Linked DNA regions of Homo sapiens: region 1 is linked to region 2. Evidence: chromatin loops called from intact Hi-C (ENCODE). Cell type or tissue: endothelial cell of umbilical vein. All regions are shown on one strand. Links, peaks and the distances in the headings refer to the core of each region. The heading gives the core; the rest is flanking DNA.

Evidence for each region. Hi-C counts contacts between places; a loop is a spot of excess contacts. Peaks named below come from ENCODE experiments on the same cell type or tissue, not always from the same donor. Only the 100,000 strongest peaks of a DNase experiment are listed, where the experiment ranks them.
Region 1: a loop joins it to region 2, with 2.9 times the contacts of the local background. A loop is called at or near these places in 1 of 110 quality-filtered maps.

Annotation. Positions count from the first base shown.
Region 1 is chr7:52,354,224-52,362,087 of GRCh38, reverse strand. The region is part of intron 1 of LOC124901810 (a long non-coding RNA gene); the gene reads right to left. LOC107986796 (a long non-coding RNA gene) reads right to left here. Exons shown (of 3, transcript XR_001745210.2): 3 at 3,039-3,661. Among named protein-coding and RNA genes, the nearest start is that of POM121L12, 680 kb to the left of the region's middle. In endothelial cell of umbilical vein, for the core only: no CTCF peak of the experiment used is centred there; no DNase peak of the experiment used is centred there.
Region 2 is chr7:52,459,920-52,467,783 of GRCh38, reverse strand. No RefSeq gene overlaps it. Among named protein-coding and RNA genes, the nearest start is that of POM121L12, 570 kb to the left of the region's middle. In endothelial cell of umbilical vein, for the core only: no CTCF peak of the experiment used is centred there; a DNase peak (open chromatin) is centred at 4,193; H3K27ac peaks cover 1,163 bases.

The DNA of each region.
Region 1 (7,864 bases), core at 2,179-6,178, 110 kb after region 2:
GGAAAAGAGCAAGATTTCATCTCAGAAAAAAGAAAGATTACGGCCATGTGGCTCTAATTCATCTGTGAAATGTGGATCTTTTGCATATTTTTTCTTTGATTAAATTATTGCTTTTATTATTAATTTTGATACTTCAGCAGTAGCTTTTGACCATTTTCACTTTGCTAGAAAACTGACCTATTAAACCAGCTTTTGAATTATTTTTGAAAATATATTTCCATTTTCAAAGTGTCAATGTGTCTTATTTGGAGTATTTTGCTTATTTGTACTTAAAAAATATTTTTCTCACTAGTTTCCCTCAGAGTGTATTTTATTTTAATTTTCAAAGAACAAGCTCTCATATTAATATTTATCAGCTTTATTTTTCTAAAATGGCATCCTTATATTCTTCCAGAGGGTGGCACACAGGGTCTGAATTCACAGAACCCACCAATCTCAAGCCTGGTTCTAGAACATGAAATTTTCCCTCTCTTTCTCTGTCTTCTTCACCCCTTCTCTTACTGTCTTTTAAACTATTCCTCTTTAGTATAATTACTGAAATTAATTTAGACTTTTACAAGAGAGCCCAGGAGTTGTCAATTTGGCCTTCAGCCCTAGACGTATCTTTGAAACAAGGAAACAAAAAAGGTCTAACTACTTTACTAGATTGAAAGAACAGTACTCAAATGTATAGGTGAAAGAAAAATTAACATCTCACTAAGATAATCTTGCACATTAACTTCGTCACAACACATTAGAAAAATATCCACATTTATTTTATTCTCTAGGTCAATTTATATTCCTTGAAATTATCGGGTTCCTATAAATCAGAATTACTCTTTTTACAAATCTGTATTATCAATGTTTTTAAAGACAATTTGTGAACATTTGTGATTTGCATCTTCTGTACTTAATGATGTCTCATTTTTCATAGTTCTTGGCAAATATTTGGTAGTTTGTATTTTTCTAGAAGAGTCTTTCAATATGTTATAAGCTAAGGAAGTAGACATAGTACTTTTTAGTTCAATAAAAAATCACTTATTTATATTTACATCTTCTCTTTAAAAAGAGTAGTAATGCAATTCAAATGTTATAAATCCATGAGAACAACAAATATATTTGTATAGGTCTTGCTGTGGATAAAAGGCAGAAAGCAGAGGAAGGAATGGTAATTAGTGAAGCAGGACAGAGGAAGCTTAGGTGAGAATAGATGCATAACAGAGTGCCTGCTGCAGATGAGAAGGAGAGAAGGTGGCTTGCAGAGACGGAGGATTGAGGCTTAGAGAGGTTGTTATAAATGTGTATAAGAATGAGGCAGGACTATAAAAAGCGAGTTCATAGCAACTCAGTATTACACACTGGCATCAACCCTGGCCCTGGCTCCAGCCTACTCAAAGCAGAGTGGATTGCAAGCTTATGATTTACTGCATAGGCAACACATTGAAAGATGTTTCTCTAAAGGAAACAAATCAACTCTTTGGGGGCCAGTCCTAGGAAAGATATTGAGGCACTGGTACCCTAAATCAAAGATTGTCACTCTCAACGAGTTTTTTTTAAAAGCCAGACACTAGTTAAAGGTGATAAAAACAGATTTTATTTAGTGATAACTACTGCAATAGAGGTTAAAGCCCACTGTATGCCTGTAATCTCAGTGACTAGAGAGGCTGAGGTGGAAGCATCACTTGGGCCTGGCAGTTTGAGACCAGCCTAGAAACATAGTGAGACCTTTTCTAAGAAAAAAGCAAAAGAACAAAACAAAGACACAACCCCAAAAAAACCCACTGTAGCCTGAGGTGAATTCTGCCAAAACAAAAGGCAAGAGAGTTTTTAAATGCTATGATATACAAGACAAACAAACAAACAAAAAAACAAAAAAGGCAATGAAGGGCATTATGATGGACTTGATCCCTGAGACTAGCCAATCTGGGTTTGTGATATGGTTTGGCTCAGTGTCCCCACCCAAATCTCATCTGGAATTGTAATCCCCATATGTCAGGGGAGGGACTTGGTGGGAGGTGATTGGATCATGGGGGCAGATTTCCCCCATGCTGTTCTCATGATAGTGAGTGAGTTCTCATGAGAGCTGATGGTTTAAAAGTATGGCACCTCCCCTCTTGCTCTCTCTCTCCTGCTGCCTTCATTCCCTTTTGCCCTCCGTCATGATTTTAAGTTTCCTGAGACCTCCCCAGCCATGTGGAACTATGAGTCAATTAAACCTCTTTTCATCATAATTACTCAGTTTCACATAGTTCTTTGTAGCAGTATGAGAACGGACTAATATAGTTTGCTAATTGGTGCTTTATAGAGGAGAAACAAACATCTCATACCTTCATGACAGGAGGTAGTGATGCAAGTTGGAACAAGGTGACCTCTGAGATTAGGCCCTTCCCCTCCCTCAGGGACTGGGAGAGAGAGTGAGAGCTACTTTTTGAGTGTTTGCATTTCAAAGAGGTGGCTCCCAGGTCCTTGAGGAGACAGTTCTGGGCAGTAGAAGATTTATATCTCCAAGGGGTAGAGAAAGGATTTAGAACTGTAAGCTTTCTAAACTAACTGCTCTGAGAGGTGGTCCAGGGGTTTATCTGGCCATCACTGGGTTTTGGCTAAAACCAACAGTAAATTCTTCTGGCAATGTTGAGGTTTCTCAATTGGGCATTGAAAGGCAGATAGGGTCATCCTGAGGACGTGACCCGAAGCTGCTAGAAGTCATGCTATAGTTTGGTCAGGTCTCTTAGTGTGGCATTTGGGCACAGTCGTTATGTATTAAATGTGAATGGTGACCAACACATTCGAGGAGAGCTGGCAACTGGAAAGAGAAAGATGAGTTAAAAACAATGAGGAGAAAATAGGCTTAGAACAAAATAATGATGCAGATTCAGGGTACAGAGGAGAATTAAGCAACAACACAGTGAAACTAGGCCAAATCAATCTTACAAACCACTCATTGACAACCTTGTAGGCAGACATCTATATATTTATACGAGTACACAAACACATCAATGTGTGTATGTATATATATAAAACAAATCAATTTAATTCAATAGAATACCTTTAAAATAATGTTGAAGATTATTATCTCAAAAAAACAAAATAATGAGGTAAAGATTTAAATATTTAGAAACATTTACACATATAAGAGAATAGAGGAAGAGTCCAAAAGGGAATATCAGTGCTGCCAAGGTCAACAGGCAGCAGATTGCATGGGTACAGTGAATGCCCAGCACATTTAGTGAAACGAAGATCCACAACTAAATCCATCAGTATGAAACTTTAATACATCCTAAAAGCTTTTAGAATGTAAATAAAATATCCTAAGAAGGAATAAAGAGTATTTGAATAAACAGGCTTCTCTTTAGCACTCAGTTCACCAGAGGTTGATTGAAGAAGGCCTTTACATACTGGGGAAAAGTTTCAAACCTAAAAGACTAAAATCATCTCTGAAAATAGAAAATAAATGCAAAGACAGGATAAACAAATTTGCAACTCATCTATTAATTCTAATTAGAGCACACTTATAGAGGAGTCCAGAAAGACTCTTGGGAATGAGAGAAATAAAATGTTCCAACTAATTGAACTTTAATCAGCCCAGAGGTTATGAGGAATGGCAGAGTGCAGTACAGGAAGCCGTTCACATTTGCATCCAGAGTAGTCTCATCTGAAAGTCATGGGGGTCATGACTTTAGGCCTAGAGAAAGGAAAGCATAATCATAGTATGCAATTTGTGTATTAAACCATATTAAGTAGTGATAATTATGTACCAATTGTTTATTTTTAGAATCAATCTGCAAAATCAAATATCGTTATGCTTAGTAATATGAACAGTACAAAAGAAAAGATTCAGAGTTTGGGAGGTGGAGGTGATGGGAAGCATAAGATGATCTAATATGAAATAGAAATTTGGGCTGGGCGCAGTGGCTCATGCCTGTAATCCCAGCACTTTGGGAGGCCAAGGTGGGGGGATCACTTGAGGTCAGCAGTTTGAGACCAGCCTGGCCAACATGGTGAAACCCCATCTTTACTAAAAATACAAAATTAGCTGGGTGTGGTGGCGGGTGCCTGTAATCCCAGCTACTTGGGAGGCTGAGGCGTTAGAATTGCTTGAACCCTGGAGATGGAGGTTGCAGTGAGCAGAGATCGTGCCACTGCCCTCCAGCCTGGGCAACAGAATGAGACTCTGCCTCAAAAAAAAATGAAAATAGAAATTTGTTCTCTGACTTTTCTATTGGGATCTCCTGAAGAGCTAGAAGTATCCTAAATTGTGGAAAGAAAATGATGGTGGAGAGGAGGCTGGAGGAGGTGGTGAGAATGCACAACTCTCACATCAGTGTCTCAGAGATACAGAAATTGTTGTTCTGTGTATTGGCCTCAGCTTTATGAGGTGAAGCCCAGCCGTATTAGGGCATAAGTAGGGCAGCTTTTCATCCATTTTGTTCCATCTGCTGAAGAGTGAAGACGGGGCCAATATTCTGCCATTAGAATAACTGGCAAGTTTATTTTTTAGAGTTTTATTTTCCAAAATTTTCTCTTGATTGGCCTGTTTTATTTGGAAATTGGAAGAGGTTTTATAAAGGCTGTTTGCCAGCTGACATTTTGTACTAGAATTCTTTTGATGGATCTGAATCAGTTGAGAGTGCTGGCCTTTCCAGAGATCTTTTCCTGGCATGAAAGAATTACACTCAAATAACATATTTAACATATTTTTTGCTGCTGAGGTTCTAGATAAAGACACAGTTGCAGACCAGTAGAGAGGTATTATTCATGCATTTCTTCTTTCTACTCTTCTAGAATTTGTCTTATGCTATTAAGACTACTCATTTTCTGTGTTTTTCTTTAATCTTTGCAATTTTGAAAGTAAGCATAAAAATTTGCTACTCAGAAAAGCTACAATATGTTTTGTAAAGTTTTCACACACAGTGTCTATATTATTGTCCAAAAGCTTAGTAATTGGGCTTGAATTTCCTCTTTGATTCAAAACAATTTCAGGAATGTACATTCAAGTTTTCAGCAGTTGCATTTGTTCTTACATTTTTATTAGTAATATGTAGGTTAACCAATTGCTACCTCCACCCATGACTTCTCTAAACATCTCCACCTAGATGCCTGAGTGGCATTTCAGGTTTGATGTGGCTGGAGTAGAACTCTAAATTCCTCTGCCCCTCCACAATCTTTTCCTCTTCCAGTCTTGTCCAAACAGAACTGCAAATGGTACGACAAGCCATTTATCACTCCGAATGCTCATGCCAAAATCATAAACACTATCTTTAATTCTTACTGTGTGTACCTCCAATGTCAAATCCATCAGCCAGTTCCATCTTACCTGTCTGCACTCCTATTATGCCCACTTCTCTCCCTCTACCTCCTTGCTCCACCCATAGCCACCTCTTCCTTGTGCTACTGCATAGTATTGTCATTTGTATTCTCACTTCTATTATTTTGTTCTTATAATAAAATCACACAGCAGCCAGTGTGATCTTAAAATAGAAAACATAGCTTGTCATCCTTTCCATTGTATTTGACATAAAATCCACGCTCTTTGCAATGGAATAAAAGCCTGCACATGAACTGGTGCCTGTGTAATTTGGAGGTCTTGGCTCTTCCCACTGTCTCCCTCATTTACTAAGCTTCTTTCTGTGCATGCACTTCACAAGCTCATTTTGACTTCACGACTACTGGGAGTTCTCTGTGGCTGGAAACTCTGTCCCATTTCTTTGCACACCTGGCTCTCCACACAGAGACATCCCTTCATCACCCAGCATAAATCAGTCCTCCCCATCTCTGCTTAGTCACTTTCTGTCCTAACATCCTATTTTTTTCCTTCTTATATTGTTTCCTACCTTTTGCAACCAAATAAAGTTCATATTATTTAAGGTGTTAATCCCGTTTTAATTATAATATTGGTTACTTCAAATAATATTTAATTGTCTAATGGCAATCTAATATTTAAGTCTGGAATTATTAGCATTTAAAATGCCTAACACAACTCCATTAATAATTTTAGTAATTTATAAAAAGCATTAAATGAGTCTCTTTAAGAAAATACCGATAAAATTGTTCACATATTCTCAAAAACAAATCTTCAAAAAAAAGTAGATCAGGACTATTAAAGCAACTATAAAGACTTGAATGGAAATTTCACTCATCACAAAGATCTACATGGGTAACGCCAAAAACCTTAGACCAGTTTTGCATGGAAAAGTTTCTATTTTAATGGCAGTACTAACAGTATTCTAGGGCAGAAATGATACCCCAGTTACAACAGAGACATAAAGCTGGAGATGGAAAGCTGACAGGCATTGTTTGTTTCTTATTGTTGCCTGTTGCTCCTTGCTTTGAAAATACAAAGCAAAACAAGAAAACAAATATCTCATTCACTTTGGTCCAATTCATGAAATGAAGGCCACAAATTGATTATTCTGACACCATGGCCATCTTAAAAGTGAAGTGTAGAATAAACTGCAACCAAGTGCAACATCTGCATAAAATTAATGGGAAGGAGATGAGCTGTGTGATGGTCAGGAAGCAATCAGAATTTTAGTAGGCACAGAATATCAGGTATGCTTTATTAGGCAATTGGAATGCTGTGTGTGTACATACACACACATACACATACACCTACATAGGGTTTAACTTACACACACACACACACGAGAGAGAGAGAAAGAGAGAGAGAGAGAGAAAGTCTAACTTAAAAATGCAAAGATTAAATCAAATGCCTTATAGTTTGGGTGTTGGCAACTAAAGATCACTTCCCACCCTCATATTAGAGACCCATCCCCAGAAGAAATCCTCTGCCCCAGGATCCAGCTGGCATGAAGAAGTGAGCTGTATGGCAGAGGCGCTCTCCAGGGTGCTGCAGTTGACCCACACATTTTCCTTCTCCACCAATGATTTCATCATCTATCTTTAGCGCACCTCTAGGGGATTTCAAACATCTTTCTACAGTTTCTCATGCCACCAATATAGCAGCGGATGTCAGTATTTTAAGCATTTGTCATTTTAGACAATCTTAGTCTTGACATTTTCTCTTGGTAAGCATGTATTTATCAATAGGCACAGGTATTTTCTCTTAATCTTTGATAAGTAATTTATCAAGGTAATGTAATATGAGAAATGTAGGCATTTGTATTGTATTTTCTCCATAAATTATGTCTGTTGTTGCCCATGGAATCACCACTATCATTTCTGTTCAGTTTCTCACTGGGACTTACTTGGGATATTTTGAAATAAACACAATCAATCAGGCTTTTATTATGCAAGTGCCATAAATGAATACACATATCATGTTTTTAAAAAATTGACTTGGAGGCTGGGTGCAGTGGCTTAGGCCTGTAATCCCAGCAATTTGGGAGGCCCAGGCAGGTGGGTCACCTGAGATCAGGAGTTCAAGACCAGCCTAGCCAACATGGTGAAACTCCATCTATACTAAAAATAGAAAAATTAGCCAGGCGTGGTGGCAGGTGCATGTAATCCCAGCTACTTGGGAGACTGAGGCAGGAGAATGGCTTGAACTCAGAAGGCAGAACTTGGAGTGAGCTGAGATTGTGCCATTGCACTCCAGCCTGGGCAACAAGAATGAAACCCAGTCTCAAAAAACAAAAAACAAAAAACAAAAAACAAAAAGAAAAAGAAAAGAAAAGAAAAAAGAAAACATTGACTTAGAGCAGAACATATATCTTTATGTATTTAATGAAGTACAAATTAAGGCAACAGGCATGTCTGGATGAAGCAAAATCTTTTTTTTTTCTAGCCTGCTGTTAGAAGGGGAAATAAAGCAAAATCTGGACTCACATAGGAACTCTGGTAAAAAAGGTGCTGCAGTAACAGACCACGCTTTAGCAAGGGGATGAACATTACCACTGCAGAGGAGAAAGTTGCCCACATTACACTG
Region 2 (7,864 bases), core at 1,830-5,829:
ATGAGCTTGAGTGAGGCTGTTATCTTCAGCAGAGTCCATTTCTTTCTGTGGAGGGCTTACAGCTGAAGGCTGCCTTTTGCTAGCACTCCCTGAACCTGGATGAGGAAGTCCTGCAGAGGGATCTGTCTGATGGACCATAGTCCCCATCACAGTGGACAATGTGCACCTTCTTACTCACTTCTTTGTGTAAGACCTGGGAGCACACTCCCAAGAATTCTGCAAGCCTTTCTTTCTCTTGGTCATTTATCAGAGGAAGGTCACTGGAAAGAGCTCCAGGCCCTGCCTCTGTATTTGGTGTCAAGGCTGCACTGGATCCTCAGGGTCTTCCTCCTCTAATATCCAATCTAGACTACCTTCACCTTCCACCAGCATCTCTGTTTATCTTGGTGGTTCATCTGGTGATGTGATCTAGATTTTAACCCCTATTCCCCTAGGCATCCAAGCCCCTGGTCACCATGTATTCTTCAGTTAGATAAGGACTTGCCAAGAGAAGCCAAAGTAAACCACCTAGGTGTCGGGTGTACTCCTACCTGCCCTCCAGTAGCTGTCTCCTCCTGAGAGTCAAGATCAACTACACCCCATCATATTACTGACTCTTTTTGCCTACTGGTTCTCTGGCACGAAAAGTCTGAAATGCTTAGACCATGACTTTAGCTTTTAGGTCAAGGGGACTCTTAAGGTCTCCCTGGTAGAGGCAAACCCGCTTTGGTAACAAAAAGCTCTAAGTCTACGGAATACAGAGCTGCAAAGATAAAATGCATAAGTCCCCAAATAAATCACTTGAAGTGATGGTGAGTAGGGAGACTTTTATTTTGATCTCTTGTTTGTTGGATCCATGCATTCTACTTGTTCAGGGAGCAGTGCCATATAGCTGCCACTGATTTAAAGGACATGCTACATTCTCAAAGATAGTGCCCCATTCTGGTAAAACATTGTCTCCTTGCTGGAGCATGAACTGTGCCTTTAAACAGACCATTCAATCATGTTACCAGATGACAGCTGCTGTTATTTGATACAAACAGCTTGGTTTTGTTGTAAATTAACCCTCCTGGCTGCCAGGAGAAGAAGTAGGGACCTGTGATATGTTCATGGTGTCTTTCAAAACAAAGACTTCTCTATCAAGCAATGGAGAGTTCCTGGCCCCACTAGGAAGCACTCTTTTCCTAAGAAGGAGCATGCCACTTTTGCAAAGTCAGAGGATTAAGGAAAACCTGGGGATTCAAAATATTTAGAGCATCAACCCAGATAGGCTCATTCTACATGTCAGGGTCATTGTTTCCCAACAAGGCTCCTGCACTTGGCATGGCATAGCTGCCGTGGTGAGGATTTTTCTTCTTTGAAGCGCAGCTACTTTTCCCACTAAGCTCTAGGTCTGGTCCTCAGCTTTCTCTGCCTTCCAGTTTTAAGAGAGTAGAGTCTCTTTATATGCAATCAGTGAGGCCTTCTGGTCTCCACATTTAGTTTTTAATTATCAATCAATCAATCACTCTCAAGCTTAGCAATAGGCACTCAATCCCACTGCCCTATGGTTACTGTTTACTACATCTCTCTTCAACACCAGGTTGTACCAGCTAATGCAGTTTTTGCCAGTGGTATAACATTGATCCACAGCCAGTGAATGTTTTAGTAATTGTGCTGTTAGCTCCTGCCAGGGCCTCTCTGTGCTCCACCTGCCACCAGTGGAGTTTTTATCGCCAGCTGGTTGGCAGCTGGTCCAACTCCAGAATTCCATTTTAGCCTCTCCTTTATTTGGACCGTTCTTGGCACCAAGTGTCATGGGTTAGGTCCTTCAGGTAGCAAAATCTGAGATTAAAATTAGTGTGCAGTATGCTTATGAGGAAGCATGATTGGGATCACTGCCTTGTGAGAGACAGGAGGCTTTGGCATGGGGAGATAGTGCATTGTGGTGCAGTGGAAAATGACCCAGGACACACCCATGGGGAGTGCTGAGTGAGCCACAGGTGAGTGGTCTGGAGTAGGTGAAGCATCTGGTTCTTGATCTCACGTGTTGATCAGACACTGAATGTAGGCTGCTTGTGAAAGAAATTGTGAGCTTGGAATTGTGCATTCCCAAAAACAGACTGTACCTGAGGACAGTCATCTGGTAACACACCCAGAAGCTGAGGGGAGAACTGGGTGGCACATAACAGCTTTCATCATAAAGCCCTTAAATCCGCTTGAACAGTGTCTAAAATTAAATAGGCATCTCTTATGTGGTAGACATATTGACACTAGCTATGAACACCACATATTGTTTCAATTTTGCACATCCTGAAGTATCAGGCAAGCAAGTAACATGACTTCACTTTGGACTTGCCTTTTTTTTCTTATGAGAATTCCACTAATTTTAGAAGAGTTTATATAGCAAGATGGAGGCACAGACTGGAGGTTATCCAGTACCATCTGCATTTGCATGTTCCAAAATTCCTCTTCAACAGAGAAGAGTGCTAGCAATTTCATCTTTACAATTCATATGTCATGATGTGGGAAAAGTATATCTAGTATATGAAAATTGTTAAGCCACAGTTCATTGTGCTATTAATTGGGAAATACTACTGCTTTTTTAAGTTTACTCGGGTTAGGTTATCATCAGATACTCTTATTCAGTCTTAGACATCGTTAAAAATTATTGTAATAAAACCATCTCTCAATGTTGACTTAAAATTAACAAGCATAAGTTATTACTAACATGTTTGGTAAAACATTTATCTCCAAAATACTAACTTTTAAAGGGAATATATTAAATTTGAACTTTGTATTTAAGATGATTTATTGGATTTTTATGAGTCAGTTTTCTTACCTGTGAAATCTCCTGGGTTCAGTTTAACACTGTGACTGACTTACACAAGGCTTCATCGCAGACTTCCTCCAAAGATGGGGATGTACCAATCCAAGTGATGCTTATAGTCCTATCTTCTAGGAGGCTGAGGCAGGAGGATTGTTTGAGCTTAGGAATTCGAGGCCAGCCTGGGTACCAAAGGGAGATTCTGTCTCTAAAGGCAAACAAACCAACCAAACAATCAATACTAAAAATAACACATCTCCAGTGATAGCGTAAGTTAGTGGGAAAAGAGCCTTCTATTTACCTAATTGCATTTAGAAGGACTGAGTATGCACTTGTTTCAAATTTAACAATGAAGTAAAAAAAAACCCACTTCCTAGTTTCTAATAAAAGCATGACATTAAAATAAACTAAATGTCTGAATTGCTGCTTACAAAGGTTTTAAACCTTTGTAAAATGTTATTTCAAACCTGGTTTATTTTTCCAGCCTTCCCCCTGCCTCCTTTTTGAATAAAAGTAGATTGGCAAAGTTTAGGCACTACTGATGGACAATGGGTTTCTAGGAAATCGTGACTAGAAAACATTTAGGAATACCATTCTAAGTTAACTTTCAGACTTGCTTCAAATGTGAATTGAACCATCAGCAACTGAAGTTATAGAACACTTTGAACTGAAAATAAAGTCAATTAATTGTAAAAAAAAAAAAATGTAAAATTCGATCTTGCATTCCAGGTTGCACTGATTTTCTTTCTTGGTTTCAGATTCCCTGCATGCTAAGTGTGCACAATGAAAATGTTCAGCAAAATAGTCCAGATCGTTACCAACCAAGCCATCCCTTCAGCAGCGGTGAAAAGTGTAGTTAGTTCTCTGGTACGAAACAGTAATATTAACCCAATTACAAACATTTATCACAATGTCAAAACCTGCAAATACCATTTCCTGCTCTTAAGAACTGCAGTGACAAGTAGTACCTAATTTCTTTTGAAAATGACTTTCTGTGATTATAACCTTTGGAGAAGTAAGTGAATTTTGAGGTATCCTAAACATTGAAGAATGTCTTAAACATGAGAACTTCACTATTTGTCTTTGATTTCAAAAGTTCTATCCAAAGCCTGAAAGGTTTGGATAAACTTCCTTTTCCAAGCATTTGTTGAAGTTGGTCATTGTTACTTCAATATCCAAAGCCTTGTATTAAGCTTTTGTTAAAACCTCTTTCAAGTGAACTTTAGAGATTTTCAGTTCCAAGGAACATGGAAGGAAAGGGACACCTATGGGGACTCTCATTAACTGAAAACTCAAGTGTTCAGCACGCCTGGCTATCCTGCAGAAAAGACAACAGGCAAAGATTTCTGAGAAGGACCTCACAATCTCTGTATTCTACATGCATCAACTAACTTCCGTGACACCCAATTGTTCTTATCTATAAACTCCCAACTTTCCTCTTCCTGATGCCAAAGAGCATGTGTCATGTATTCATCACATGGGTATTATTGTGTTAACTCAGTAAGTAATCCAGCCTAAAGGTTAAGCATACAAAGATTTTAGAACCTGAAATTTGAGTTTCAAACATCAGCTCTGCCACTTTTCTTGCCATATATCAATTTTCCTCATCCGTCAAAGGGTAATATGAATGGCTCCTTCCTGAAAGGATGTTACATGATTAATATTTATAAAACACTAACAACAATGAAAATAATATCAACAATATTTATAAGACATTAACAACTACTATAATTGAGTGTAATTTCCAACATTTTACTTTTATAAAAATATTAAACTTTTATTTATTAATTTAAACAATCATGCATGTGATAATATAATTTTGAATATCTTGATGAATATGTGGACACATTAAGCACTTTAAGACTTGAATAATGTCCTCTGCTGTACAAAGTTGGATTCAGACCTATTATCTCACTTTTATAAGTGAAGAAACTACAGACCTGCTGAGTAACTTTAGCCACTAGCTAAAAATGAGGCAACTCTGTAAAGCAATTGGAAAATAGATGAAATAAGTGATTAATAATAGAAACTGACGAAGCCTGAGCAAACAGAGCTTGATGGATGGAAAATAGGCTTTGGAGTGCACCACAACCCTCTATACATCTGGTGAGATGCAGAATGCCCAATTCAAGCCACTTCCAACAGTGACAATGACTAATCAGAAACTGCCATGGTTAAGTACAGGAGAATACTGAGAGATGAAAACTGCATTTCATTTACCATCTCTCTGGAGAGCTGGAAAGAGTATTCGTATTCCACAGTACGTCTTTCAGTCACGCAGCCCTGAGTTACTACCCAGGTTAAAGTTGTAGGGAGGCATACATTGACTAAATATAGGATGCTCTTAAGGCTAGTCAACAATGGGATTTGCTGCCTCCTGAGTTATGGAGCACTCTGTCACTGCAGAAATACACTCAAAGGTTGCACAGCCATTTTTCAGGGGTGATTGAAAGAAATTTTCTGTATTGGGTTCAACTGGGTATTCCCATGGGTCCATGTGAGTGATGAGGTTCTGTGATTCTAAATCTTGTCAAGGTCATGCAGTGATTAAAGACAGGTTATACTTGTAAGAGATGTAACTAGAAAAAAGAGCTGTGCTAGAACAGAAACGTAACTTTTGAAGCTTCCTCAAAGGGGAGGTTTTTCACAGTGCACCTCCTGATATGAGACAGAAAGAAAAATGTCAGCAGAGATGAAGGAAGTCAAATGGGTCCAAGGCACTGGTGTGAGGCACTGAAGACAAACAGCACAGGAAGAAGGGGGCGCACCGAGGTATGCGCCCTGACTTGTAATTAGGACACCTCTTCACATCCTTAAGAGGAAACGCTGGCGGGGAAGAAGGGGATTTGAAACCAGGAGGGAATGCCTGGACAACGCAAGGCTCTCTCTAGATACTAAATATCAACAAACTAAACACAAATAATTATTTATATAGTTTATATATTATATGTATGTACACAAAGGAAACCGTTAAACACAAAATACTTAAGTGAAAAATGCTTAATTGTGCTATCTGAATTGTATATTCAGCAAAATAATTCATTTTAGCTAAAGAAGTCACTGTGATTTTAGCTCAAAACAGATGCACTGATTACAAGGTAAGGAGTTACAGTATTAATAATATTTCAATATACATTAATCACTTACTTTAGGTGGAGCCAATGCTAGGAAGGTGCTTTAAGGGCATTAATTAATCTTCCAATAACTCAATGAACTGGCTGCTATCATTACCCCCATCTGCAGGTGAGGTGCAGCGCTATAGCTAAGCGACGTTCACAAAGGTTTGAAATGGAGAAGTGAAAAGCGAAGCTCCATTGGTCTGATTTGAAATCCCATGCTCTGGGTCATGTTTCAGCACTGTTTCTCCGCTAAGAGTGGTCAGAGAAAAAATAAAATCAGACTCAAGGAGACTGATTCTTATTTAAGGTATTCTCCATGCTTCACGAATCCTGTTCTTCTCTTACCAGTGCCAGTGTCCTCTCGTGTGTCACGTGCCCCCATCTTCAGGCCTCAGCGAAGTTCCCATTTATTCCACGTATCTCCCATACATTCCCTCCAAAAATGGCCTTTCCTTCTTCCAAGTGAAATGGCAAACTATGCATGCAAGTTTGTCAGGAAATGGCAAACTTAGATTTTTGTCTATTATACATGACCTGTTTCTCTAAAGACAATTTAAGCAATTTGGGAGTAGAACGTTGTTTTTAAATATGGTCGGATTACACTGTCTCCAGAAAAAAAAAAATCAAAATTATATTTCAGAGTTTCTGGAACCATTTGAGGACCACTAGACTAAAGAAACCCACCTGAAAATCTGATTCCTAGTGGTTAAATTTGGATAAGGCTGCATGCTATATACCCTTTCTTGAAAATTCACAATAGCATCACATTATAGGTACAGAAATGTTCTACATAATGGAGCCAATTTCTTTTTTTTTTTGTGGGCGGGGGATGGAGTCGTGCTCTGTTGCCGGCCAGAGTGCAGTGACGCGATCTCGGCTCACTGCAACCTCTGCCTCCCGGGTTCAAGCAATTCTCCTGCCTCAGCCTCCCGAGTAGCTGGGACTACAGCCCTGCACCACCGTGCCCAGCTAATTTCTGTATTTTTAGTAGAGATGGGGTTTCACCATCTTGGCCAGGATGGTCTTGATCTCTTGACCTCATGATCTGCCCGCCTCGGCCTCCCAAAATGCTGGGATTACAGGTGTGAGCCACCCCCACCCCAGCCTGCTAATTTTAATATATTTAAATTGTACACACAGTTAAAATGTATTCTCAATGTAATATAATAATTTCCAGAAACATTTGACCTTGAAACCATTCAAAAACTTTTATCTGCTCTCAACATTTTCTAGAGTATGTTTGGATCTTCACTGATAGTAAATATACTCTTAAGTCTAAAAGCAAATGATCTCAGGTTGGTATCAAACCACTAACTGTCACTATCAAATTATAGGGGACTGTGAGATTTTCTCAGGGTATAAATGCTAATCCTCTTCCACTGAACCTTTGAATATCTTCACACAATTTTAAGAACTCATTGATTATAATTTTTCCTATTAATTTCAGAAAAGTAATTGGAATTTCTTCTAATCTTAAATAATCTTTCTGTTTCTAAATGTTGTTATCTCCTCTCATCTTTTTTCCTTGTTAAGATGAAATGTCACATAGAGTCTGCTTCTTTTTACTCTGGTCTCATTGTAATTTGAAAAATTATAGAATCGTAATGTCTATCTTTATTTTACCAGGCATTTCTAGTGTCGTGATATATATGTATTTTTAAATTTCCTATTATATCTTTGCAAGATATATGTGTGTTTCTAAAATAATAATGATTTATTCTCATCATTAGACAAGAATGTTAAAAAGTGATAGAAAAATGAAACATCTAGGTGTTACTCCTTCCACGTGCCATTGTGGGCTTTTCTGTCTCATACGCTAAAACCCTTGATATGGGCTGAATTGTGAAATTCCCTCCCTCAAAGCCCACCTCTGCCAAAATTCCTATGTCAAAATCCTCACTCTCAGTGTGGCTATATTTAGAGAACTGGACTTTTTGGGGGTAAGTGGCTTAAAGTCATA